3 separate regions of the Homo sapiens genome follow, and all the other regions are linked to region 1. The links are chromatin contacts, found by Hi-C or POLR2A ChIA-PET in ENCODE. All regions are on one chromosome and are shown on one strand. The core of a region is the stretch at or near the end of the contact, and the rest is flanking DNA. Distances in the headings are between cores, read along the strand shown.

What was found. A loop is a pair of places that touch in the nucleus more often than their neighbours do. ChIA-PET counts read pairs that join two places held with the same protein, here RNA polymerase II (POLR2A). Pooled maps may share reads with other maps.
Region 2: a pooled map shows a loop between it and region 1 (11-fold over the local background). The contact joins the promoter of EIF2B1 here to the promoter of PSMD9 in region 1. A Hi-C loop is called at or near these places in 5 of 50 pooled maps.
Region 3: a pooled map shows a loop between it and region 1 (2.7-fold over the local background). The contact joins the promoter of VPS37B here to the promoter of PSMD9 in region 1. A Hi-C loop is called at or near these places in 3 of 50 pooled maps. POLR2A ChIA-PET finds 5 or more read pairs at or near these places in 2 of 52 experiments (T-cell and activated T-cell).

What each region holds. Positions count from the first base shown.
Region 1 is chr12:121,887,054-121,890,211 of GRCh38, reverse strand. It overlaps PSMD9 (proteasome 26S subunit, non-ATPase 9), which reads right to left and starts at 1,422. Exons shown (of 6, transcript NM_002813.7): 1 at 1,218-1,422. The coding sequence starts at 1,355. It also overlaps a transcript of HPD not described here. RefSeq lists enhancers at 538-1,151, 1,119-1,518, 1,152-1,765.
Region 2 is chr12:123,632,044-123,635,201 of GRCh38, reverse strand. EIF2B1 (eukaryotic translation initiation factor 2B subunit alpha) reads left to right here and starts at 1,516. Exons shown (of 9, transcript NM_001414.4): 1 at 1,516-1,657; 2 at 2,756-2,857. The coding sequence starts at 1,645. GTF2H3 (general transcription factor IIH subunit 3) reads right to left here and starts at 1,373. Exons shown (of 13, transcript NM_001516.5): 1 at 1,330-1,373. The coding sequence starts at 1,342. RefSeq lists an enhancer at 1,300-1,489.
Region 3 is chr12:122,894,610-122,897,767 of GRCh38, reverse strand. It overlaps VPS37B (VPS37B subunit of ESCRT-I), which reads left to right and starts at 1,644. Exons shown (of 4, transcript NM_024667.3): 1 at 1,644-1,816. The coding sequence starts at 1,706. RefSeq lists a silencer at 1,501-1,650 and an enhancer at 1,831-1,980.

The DNA.
Region 1 (3,158 bases), core at 173-2,672:
GACGCGGTGGCTCACGCCTGTAATCCCAGCACTTGGGGAGGCCAAGGTGGGCGGATCACCTGAGGTCAGGAATCCAACACCGGCCTGACCAACATGGTGAAACCCTGCTTTTACTTAAAATAAAAAATTAGCCTGGCGTACTGGCGCTCGCCTGTAATCCCTACTACTCGGGAGGCTGAGGCAGGAGAATCACTTGAACCCAGGAGGCAGAGGCTGCAGTGAGCCGAGATTGAGCCACTGCACTCCAGCCTGGGTGACAAAGCAAGACTCCGTCTCAGACAAAAAAAAAAGAAACTTCATCTTACATCACCTAAAATGCATTCCATCCCACCCTACTTGGGCATAATTAATTGCATCTTCCTCTGCAAACTGATCTGTGATTTTACACTAGATGGCATAAGAAAACCTGCATCAGCTTTTGAGCCAGACCCACCACTGCCACTTCCGAACTACATGACCTTAGATAGGCGTTTGCCCCACTCTGGGCCTCAGTTTCCTCCTTATGCAATAAGGATGATGAGCCTTATTTGTAACTCAAAGTTCGGTCCTTAGACCACTAGCATCAGCATTGCTGGGAGTTTGCTACAAATGCAGAATCTGCTCCCTTGCCTCAAACAAAATCTGCATTTTAATAAGATCCCCAGGTAATTCATATACACACTGAAGTTTAAGAATTCACGATACAATCAGCAAATGCCGGGTGCAGTAGCTCACGCCTGTAATCCCAGCACTTTGAAAGGCCGAGGTGGAAGGATCGCTTGAGGCCATGAGTTCGATACCAACCTGGGCAACACAGTGAGACTCTGTCTTTACAAAAAGTACAAAATTAAGATAAGGCAGTCAGCGAGGCACATGACAGCTGTTTAATCACCAAGTAACACCTGTTTCCCCCTCCCTAAAATGGAAAGAGTAACAGCATCCACCTCAAAGGGTTGTTGCAAAGATTAAATTAACTCAACAATGCACAGCACTTAAACCAGCGCCTAGCACACAGCAGGGCTCCACAAACTCTTGCTGGATATCAATATGGCTAACTCTTCAGTTGCTAAAGTTCTTTGCCTGCCTTCTTGTGCCGACAGAGGCCGCACTTGCGGCGCCTTGGGCCTCCCAGGGAGATCCGTTGCGGAGCGCCCAAACTGAGGCCGCCCTGGCATCCCAGTACCCCAGGGACTCCGGGCCGGGTTAGGCGACTTGGGGCGCCCCGAACCCACACTCACGCTTTCCAGCACGTCATAGTTGGCCTTGATCTGCGCTTCTATCTCCTCCTTGCGCCGCATCAGCTCCTGGACGTCGCTGACAGTCACGACGCCGGCCTGCGAGGAGCCTCCGCTCTGCCTCGCTTCCTCGTCGGACATCGTGAACCCCGGGCCGCGACTCCAGAGACCCGGCTCCCGGGCTAGGGACGACGCCCCAGTCGACCGTAACTACGGCTCCGCCCATGCGCCAAAACACCACAGCCGTCCGCGAACGCGAGAACAGTCAAGGGGCGGGGCTTGGGATGGGGCTTAGGGCGGAGCTGGGTCACCGGAAGCCGCGCCCTGCCGGAACACGTGCGCCTGTGGTGACCCGGCAGGAGTAGCGTCGGAAGCAATGGATCCCCACGCAATTGCACACCAACGCTAGGGGATGATCTCGCCCCAGCTGACTCATTTTCTCATTCGTGCAGCAGACATTTATTGAGCGCCTACTGTATGGATGGATACTGTACGCCAGAGAACCGCTGCGTGGCGCTCCAATTCAGTTCTTCACATCCACACAGCCCTGGAGGATTTACAAAATACATTAAGGTTCCTTATCCCTCACTTTACAGATCCGATATGCCTGAGTACACACCCCGTATCTTGCCACTTAACGGCAATCTGTGTGACCCTAGGTCACTACTTGGCTTCTCTGGGCCTCAGTTTCCTCATCTGTAAAATGGGGCAGTAATTGATAGCAATCTATCTCATAGAGCTGTCCTTCTGCTAACAAATATTCATGGAATGATTCCTATGAGCCATATACTGTTGAAGGTGCTGGATGTTCCTGTTAAGGCCTCTAAAAATCGTAGTGATAATAATAACGGTAACAGTGTTTATTTATTGATACTTATAATGTGCCAGACGCTGTTCTAAATGCCTTACATATATTAATTCAACAACCTCATGAAGCTAGATTATTACATCCCAATTTGACAGCTGAGAAAACCGTCTCAATAACCAATTTACCCAACTAGCAAAATGTGAGGCCAAAATTCCAACCCAGCTTACCTAAACAATCAACTTTGATATCTGACCATGTGCCTCTAATATTTTGTCTTGAAAAGGGCTCAGCGGTCATCTGTGTAGTATTCAAACATGTTTGCCCTGAATCTAATCATTGGAAAACAGACATATCCAAAAGAAGGGACATACTTCAAAACAACTGGCCTGAAAACTTCAAAAAAAGTCAATGTTGTGAAATACACATGGGGAATAAGGGGTGGGGGACAGAGAAAGGAGGCGGATATGCAATTGCCTAGATTTAAGAACACTAAAGATGTGCATCAACTAAATGCAATGGGCCAGGTGTGGTGGCTCATGCCTATAATCCCAGCACTTTGGGAGGCTGTGGCAAGCAGATCATTTGAGGTCAGGAGTTTGAGACTAGCCTCGCCAACATGGTGAAACCCTGTCTCTACCAAAAATATAAAATATTAGCCGGGTGTGGTGGCACACACCTGTAATCCCAGGTACTCAGGAGGCTGAGGTCTCGAACCCCTGGCCTCAAGTGATCCAGCCCAGCTCGGCCTTTCAAAGTGCTGGGATTACAGGAGTGAGCTACCGCACCCCTCAAAAATAAACTAACATTTCTAACATTATCGAGAGAGAGAGAGAGAGAAATACAGGTGCAGTGGCTCATACCTGTAGTCCCATTATGCTGGGAGATCAAGGCAGGAGGATCCCTTAGGTCCAGGAGTTTGAGACTAGCCTGGGCAACATAGCAAGACCTCCATCTCTACAAAAAAAAAAAAATAATAATTAATTAGCAGAGGACCAGGTGTGGTGATTCACACCTGTAATCCCAGCACTTTGGGAGGCTGAGGTGGGTGGATCACTTGAGGTCAGGAGTTCAAGACCAGCCTGGCCAACATGGTGAAACACCGTCTCTACTAAAAATACAAAAGTTACCAAGGCACA
Region 2 (3,158 bases), core at 267-2,766, 1.7 Mb before region 1:
CTGTGTCTGCCAGACAGAAAAAGCGTTGCCTGTAAAGAAAGGTGTGCATCTATACACATGCAATGACCCTGTGAATTTCCTTCTTTAGTTCGCTACCTCATTTGTAGACAGGAGCAATGCCAGGCCTGCCTCCCTCACAGGGTTGTGGTATGGTTTCACATCAATTAAGAGAGGATGGACAATTATTACAGTTCCTGAAAGGACTCCCCTATCTCTATTCTTGCTCCCCACAGTCCATTTTCCACACAACAGCCACAGTGATCTTTTAAAATTGCAAACCAGATCATAACACTTTCTGGCTTAAAACTCTACAATGTCTTTGTATTGCACCTAAAAATAAAGGCCAACTTCTCTATCACGGCCAATAAGGCCCTGCATGACCTGAAACTGGCTGGTTCTCTGATCTCATCCCTCTAGCCTCCTTTTAAATCTTCAAGACATCTGACTCTGTATGTGGTAGTTTAATGTATGAATGAGTCTCCCCACCATCCTCTACCCGCAAGCTCTCCATTTCTCCCTTCTCAGTGTAACTTGGTGGCTCAATCTGCCACAGGGCCCATGCACTTAAAGTGCACTTCCCCCAGAACTTCACATAATCATTCAAGTCGGTTTCAATATCCTGCACTTTTCCTAGGCCCCTATCTAAAACAGCTCCTCCTCAATCCTAGTCACAATGTACTATTGTAACTAGGACCGTACTGTTACATCATCTTCATAGCTCTTTTCATCCTTTGAAAAATAATTTATTTTTTAATTTTTTATTGACGAGGTCATGCCCTGTCGGCCATGCTGGGTGCAGTACTGCCATAATAGCTCACTGAAGCCTCGAATTCCTGGGCTCAAGTGATTCTCCCGCCTCAGCCTCCCGCGTAGCTGGGACCACAGACACGCGCTACCACGCCCGGCTAATATTTCATTTTTTTTGTAGAGATGGGGTCTGGCTGTGTTGCCCAGGCAGGTCTCGAACTCCCGGCTTCAAGCGATTCTCCCTCCTCGGCCTCCCAAAGTGCTGGGATTACAGGCCTAATCCACCGGGGTGCGACCCGGCCGAAATTATTTTTATTTATTGTCATCTGTTTCACCCAGTAGACTGTAACCTCCACTAAGGCCCCTGTCTGTCACGATCTCTGCTAAAATCCAGAAAATAATGCCTGTACACAGGAGGCGATCCAAAACTATTTACTGAATGAATGACTGAATGCCTTGGCTACTCCTCTAAAGACCAAACGGATTCTATCCAGCCCAAAAGACACATTCCATCTGGCCAGTCGTAGCCGGACCGAGACAGCCGAGCCCCGGAGTCGAAGTCCCGCCCTGCAGGGTCCTCACCGTCTGAAACCATGGCTGTCCCAGCACCTCAGCGCAGAGCAAGTGGTGGTCAGGGGAGCGTCTCAAATCCTGCGCAGCCCAACGTCCGGCGCCGCCAAGTGACGCACGAGGTGCTGTGACTCGTGCCAGCCCCCTAATCTGCGGAAGTGGAGTGCGGGGAGTGCGCCGGAAGAGGGGTACGGAAGTGCGCCGGAAGTGGGGTGCGGAGGTGTGCAGCGCGCTGTCAGACTGGCTCGCAGGCGGCGCGGCCGGCGGACCCGTTCGAGACAGCGCGGGCGGCTCGGGTCCCCTGGGGCTCCGCAGCAGGAGGACGCCATGGACGACAAGGGTAAATCAAGACAGGCCAGGGCTGCTAGGCTACAGCAGCGCCGTTCAGGGGTCCCCCCAACCTCTCACATCCAGGCTGAGCTCCCGAAGAGATTTCTTTTGAATTTCAGGCTGCTCCGCTGGTTGTGTTTCCAGAGTCACAACTAAATCCCTCGCGCTGCTCTTGTTTTCAGGGATGCGCCCTGGCAGTATCTGCAGGCATCCCTCCCACACATACGCTCCTTCCCAGTGCCAGTCTCCTTCCTGCCTTGTTGGATCTGTCATTAAAATTAGAATGAATAAGGCATATTTGATGTGCTCATCTAGTATGGTTATTAAGTGAAAAACAAGGGCAAACTAATACACTTTTCATGTAAAGAAATAAAGGGGAGTGGGTGGAACTCCATGTATAATATTTGTAACATATATGTGTATGTGAATAGACATGTATTAGCATAGACTGTCTGGAGGGGTGCAGGAGAAATTGGCAAGATGGTTGACTCTGGGATCCTCTCAGATTTTAGGACCAAAGAGGCTGAAGAGAGAATGACTTTTCATCATCATTTACTCGGGCTTAATTTTTAGGCCTTGCACACCAGTAGCTTTTTTTTTTTTTTTTTTGAGACGGAGTCTCGCTCTGTCACCCAGGCTGGAGTGCAGTGGCGCAGTCTCGGCTCACTGCAAGCTCCGCCTCCCGGGTTCACGCCATTCTCCTGCCTCAGCCTCCCAAGTAGCTGGGACTACAGGCGCCCGCCACTACGCCCGGCTAATTTTTTGTATTTTTAGTAGAGACGGGGTTTCACCGTTTTAGCCGGGATGGTCTCGATCTCCTGACCTCGTGATCCGCCCGCCTCGGACTCCCAAAGTGCTGGGATTACAGGCGTGAGCCACCGCGCCCGGCCACCAGTAGCTTTTTCAAAATAAAAAAGAGCTCTTGCAAACAGCAAAGTGGTATTTTCTCTATTCCCATCAACATTTATTGCATCCCTGAAACCAAATACCCTAAAAAGAAAGTATTTTTTAAATTGTTTGCTTCTTAAAGTCAACAGTCATTAACAAGCTCTCTTGCCTTATAGGCTGCTAAATGAATTAGGTGAATCACTTTTTTCCCTTTTTCCAGAGTTAATTGAATACTTTAAGTCTCAGATGAAAGAAGATCCTGACATGGCCTCAGCAGTGGCTGCCATCCGGACGTTGCTGGAGTTCTTGAAGAGAGATAAAGGTATATAGAGAGTCATCTGTTAACACTCTGGGACTTAGGATAGTCTTTTTTTTCTTTTCTTTTTTTTTTTTTTTAAAGAGACGGAGCCTCACTCTGTCACCCAGGCTGGAGTGCAGTGGCGAGATCTTGGCTCACTGCAACCTCCGCCTCCTGGGTTCAAGCAATTCTCCTGCCTTGGCCTCCTGAGTAGCTGGGATTATAGGTGTGCACCACCTTGTCCGGCTAATTTTTTTGTATTTTAGAGACAGGGTTTCACCATGTTACCCAGGCTGGTCTCGAACTCCTGAGCTTAGGCAATCTG
Region 3 (3,158 bases), core at 395-2,894, 1.0 Mb before region 1:
GTCAGGAGTTCGAGACCAACCTGGCCAACATGGTGAAACCCCATTTCGACTAAAAACACAAAAATTAGCTTGGCGTGATGGCGCATGCCTGTAGTCCCAGCTACTTGGAAGGCTGAGGCAGGAGAATCGCTTGAACCCAGGAGGCGGAGATTGAGGTGAGCTGAGATCGCACCACTGCACTCCAGCCTGGACGACAGAGCAAGACTCTGTCTCAAAAAATAAAAAAAGCAATAGTTCCTCTAACTTTCATCATTTTTCTGCAAACACGAGCCCTTAGTACAACGGGCTGGAAGGAGAGAAGAGGTTGGCAGAGCCCAGCCTAACGTATGGATGGAGAACACAGACCTTATGTTTTACCCATGGAGTTGCAGAAGAATCAGCTTTATACACAAAGCCCCTAAGTCTGCCGATAAGCATTTGCTGAATGCCTCGACTGTGTTCAGAGCTGAGTTATGAGACGAGGTCAGTGTGTTATGATGCCAGCGTGGTGGACGCCAGACTGGGAGCCAGGAGACCTGCCAATTACTTGATTTTCAGAAACAAAGCAAAAGCCCAAAAAATTTCCCCTTCTCAGGGCTTCAGTTCCCTTATGTGTAAAATTAGGGGGCTGTCATGGTTAACCTCAGCCTTAGGTTTCTTCTAACTAGAACTGTGACAGATTCCAAAGTAGGATAATGAGTTCCCAGGCTCCTGGATCTTAAGAGGCTTCCCGGTAGCTGAGAGACTGAGAGCGACTGCACCCTAAATCGTGTTGTTTCTGAAAGAGCACAGGTTGGCCCACCTGGATGTCTGGGCACCTTCCTCTGAGGTGATGCAAAGGGGCCACTCAATGGGTCCTTGCTCAAAATGCTCCAGCCTTACTGGCCTTCTTCCCATTCCTGAATGCACCAAGTTAGTCCTGTCCCAGGGCCTTTGCACGTGCTGGTTTTGCTGCCTTGAGCTTCCTACAGGAATGGTGGCTGGTTCCTCCCTTCTCATCCTTCACATTTCCTTAGACGCCACCTTCTCCGAAAGTGCCATCTCTTACTACCCTAAAGGTCTTTTTATTTTCTTATTTCAGTGTCCATTCCCTTATTTGTGATCGCCTAATTATTTTACTTATTTCTTGTTTTGTTTGCGTCCTCTTTCATTCTGTTAGCTCCATGTAAGCAGGGGTCCGTTTTGCTTTATTCAGAACTGTATACTCAATGCCCAGTACAGAGTAGGTCTCAAAACATATTTGTTAAATGAATGACGTGGCAGCTCCACAATTCCAAGTAACCAATGACACCTAAAGTTGTTTCCCCATGAAGTCTCTGTCTTTTGGGTTCCGTGCATCGGGCTGGGCTCACAGGCTGCGGGAACTTCCTTCCCACTGCCTGTTTTCCTTGGATCGCGGTATCTCTCTTCCTGGAGGAAAAAGGCTCTTATGACCTCATGGCGCGCTCTCCCGAGCCGCAGTGACGTCATTAATGCGCTCACGCGTCACAGCCCAATCATAGGGCCCTTCCCCTCCCTTTAGAAGTCCCGACTGTCCCTGACACATTCCACTCCAAGCGAGCCGCGACACTTACGTCACGTCCGCCCGCCCGCGCGGTGATGACGTCACGACCCAGGGCTGGCGTCACGTGTCCCCCCCGCGGGGGGCGGCCCTTGAGGGCGGCGCTTCCGGTCGGCGGAGCCTGGTGGCCGCAGCGGCGGTGGCGACGACGGCCGAGACGTGGGGATGGCGGGCGCCGGGAGCGAAGCCCGGTTCGCCGGGCTGTCGCTGGTGCAGCTCAACGAGCTGCTGGAGGACGAGGGCCAGCTGACGGAGATGGTGCAGAAGATGGAGGAGGTGAGCCGAGCTGGGCTTAAGGCGGCGGCTGTGAGGCCTCGAGCGGGGTTCGCTCCTCGAACGGTGGCCGGAGGCGGAGGCGACCGCGGCGCCTCCGGTCGTGTTGAGGGGACTGGGCTAGAAATGGGGGCGCTTGGGGCGGGGTGCGGGAGCCAGGGAACCGCGACTGGTGCTTAGGCAGGAATAGGGGGCCTGAGAGGGGGTTTGAGGCACTGAGGGGACCGAGACTAGGGCGGAGGCGGGAAAAAGGGTCCTGAGACGGGGCTTGGGGAGCCGATTGGGGGTCCTGAGACAAGGTTTTGTGGGGCTGAGGACTTAAGGCTGGGTCTGAAGACTTAAGGCTGGGTCTGAAGTGGAGATTAGGGAGCCTGGAATGGGAATTTGGGGATTAGAGTGCTATCGTTGGGTCTAGGCGGAAGAGGACGGAACTGGGGGGATCTGAGATTGGTTTGGTCGGAGGAGCGGGGAGAGTAATAAGGGCTGAGTCGGAGGCGAGGATTAGGGGTGACTGAGGGGGACCAAGAGCTAGATCTGGTAGAGGTTGGGGGGTTTCCTTTGAGAGGAAAGGTTGGGGACAACCAGGGGGACTGAGGCAGCTATAGGGGATCAGAGTAGGTTTTGGGGGACTGAGTGGACTATCCAAATAGGACTCTTAGGAGAGGATTGAGGGTTCCAAGATGGGTTCGGGAGGCTGAGGGTCTGTAGCTGAGTCTATGAGGTGGTTCTGAGGCTCTTTAAGGGTTGGGCGAGGGTCCCCAGCCCAGGGTTTGGAGGCAGGAGTCCATGGTCATACCATAGCCAGGGTAAGGTTTGAAGGTTCCATGTATCTAAGGGGTCCCAATAATGCCCCTGGAGTCTGACTTCTTTTGAAGTGGCCCCAGCAGAGTTACGGGAGTTCGTGGATGGGCCTAAGGGTGGCGACAGGATACGTTTTTCTGTAAGGGTTGCCCCCTCCACCGAGGAAGGGAAGGTGGGAAATTTAGTGTGGCTGGCTTTGTACCACTGCGTCCCACGTGTCTGGGACTAAGGAAGGTTCCTGGAGCAGTTTCAGGAAGAAGTTAAAATGGGGGTTTGGGGCTGGCTGCCAACCCTCACCTCTGAGAGTCAAGCCTTGCCCAGCCCCTGGAAGGCATGTGCCAGCTCCTGTTTCTGGTTATCTTCCTTCACACCTTGAGGTGTGGTTTGCTCTCGGGTAACTGACTTCATCCTTGCAGATTTGCAGTGTGTGCTCCCTTTCTCTCAACCCATTTGGACTCATTCTCGGAAAGTCTGATCTTTTGGGTCTGGTTCTCCTCCAGGCAGGTGGGCCCAGGCTAATCCCAGCTCTTCCTGGCCCACCTAC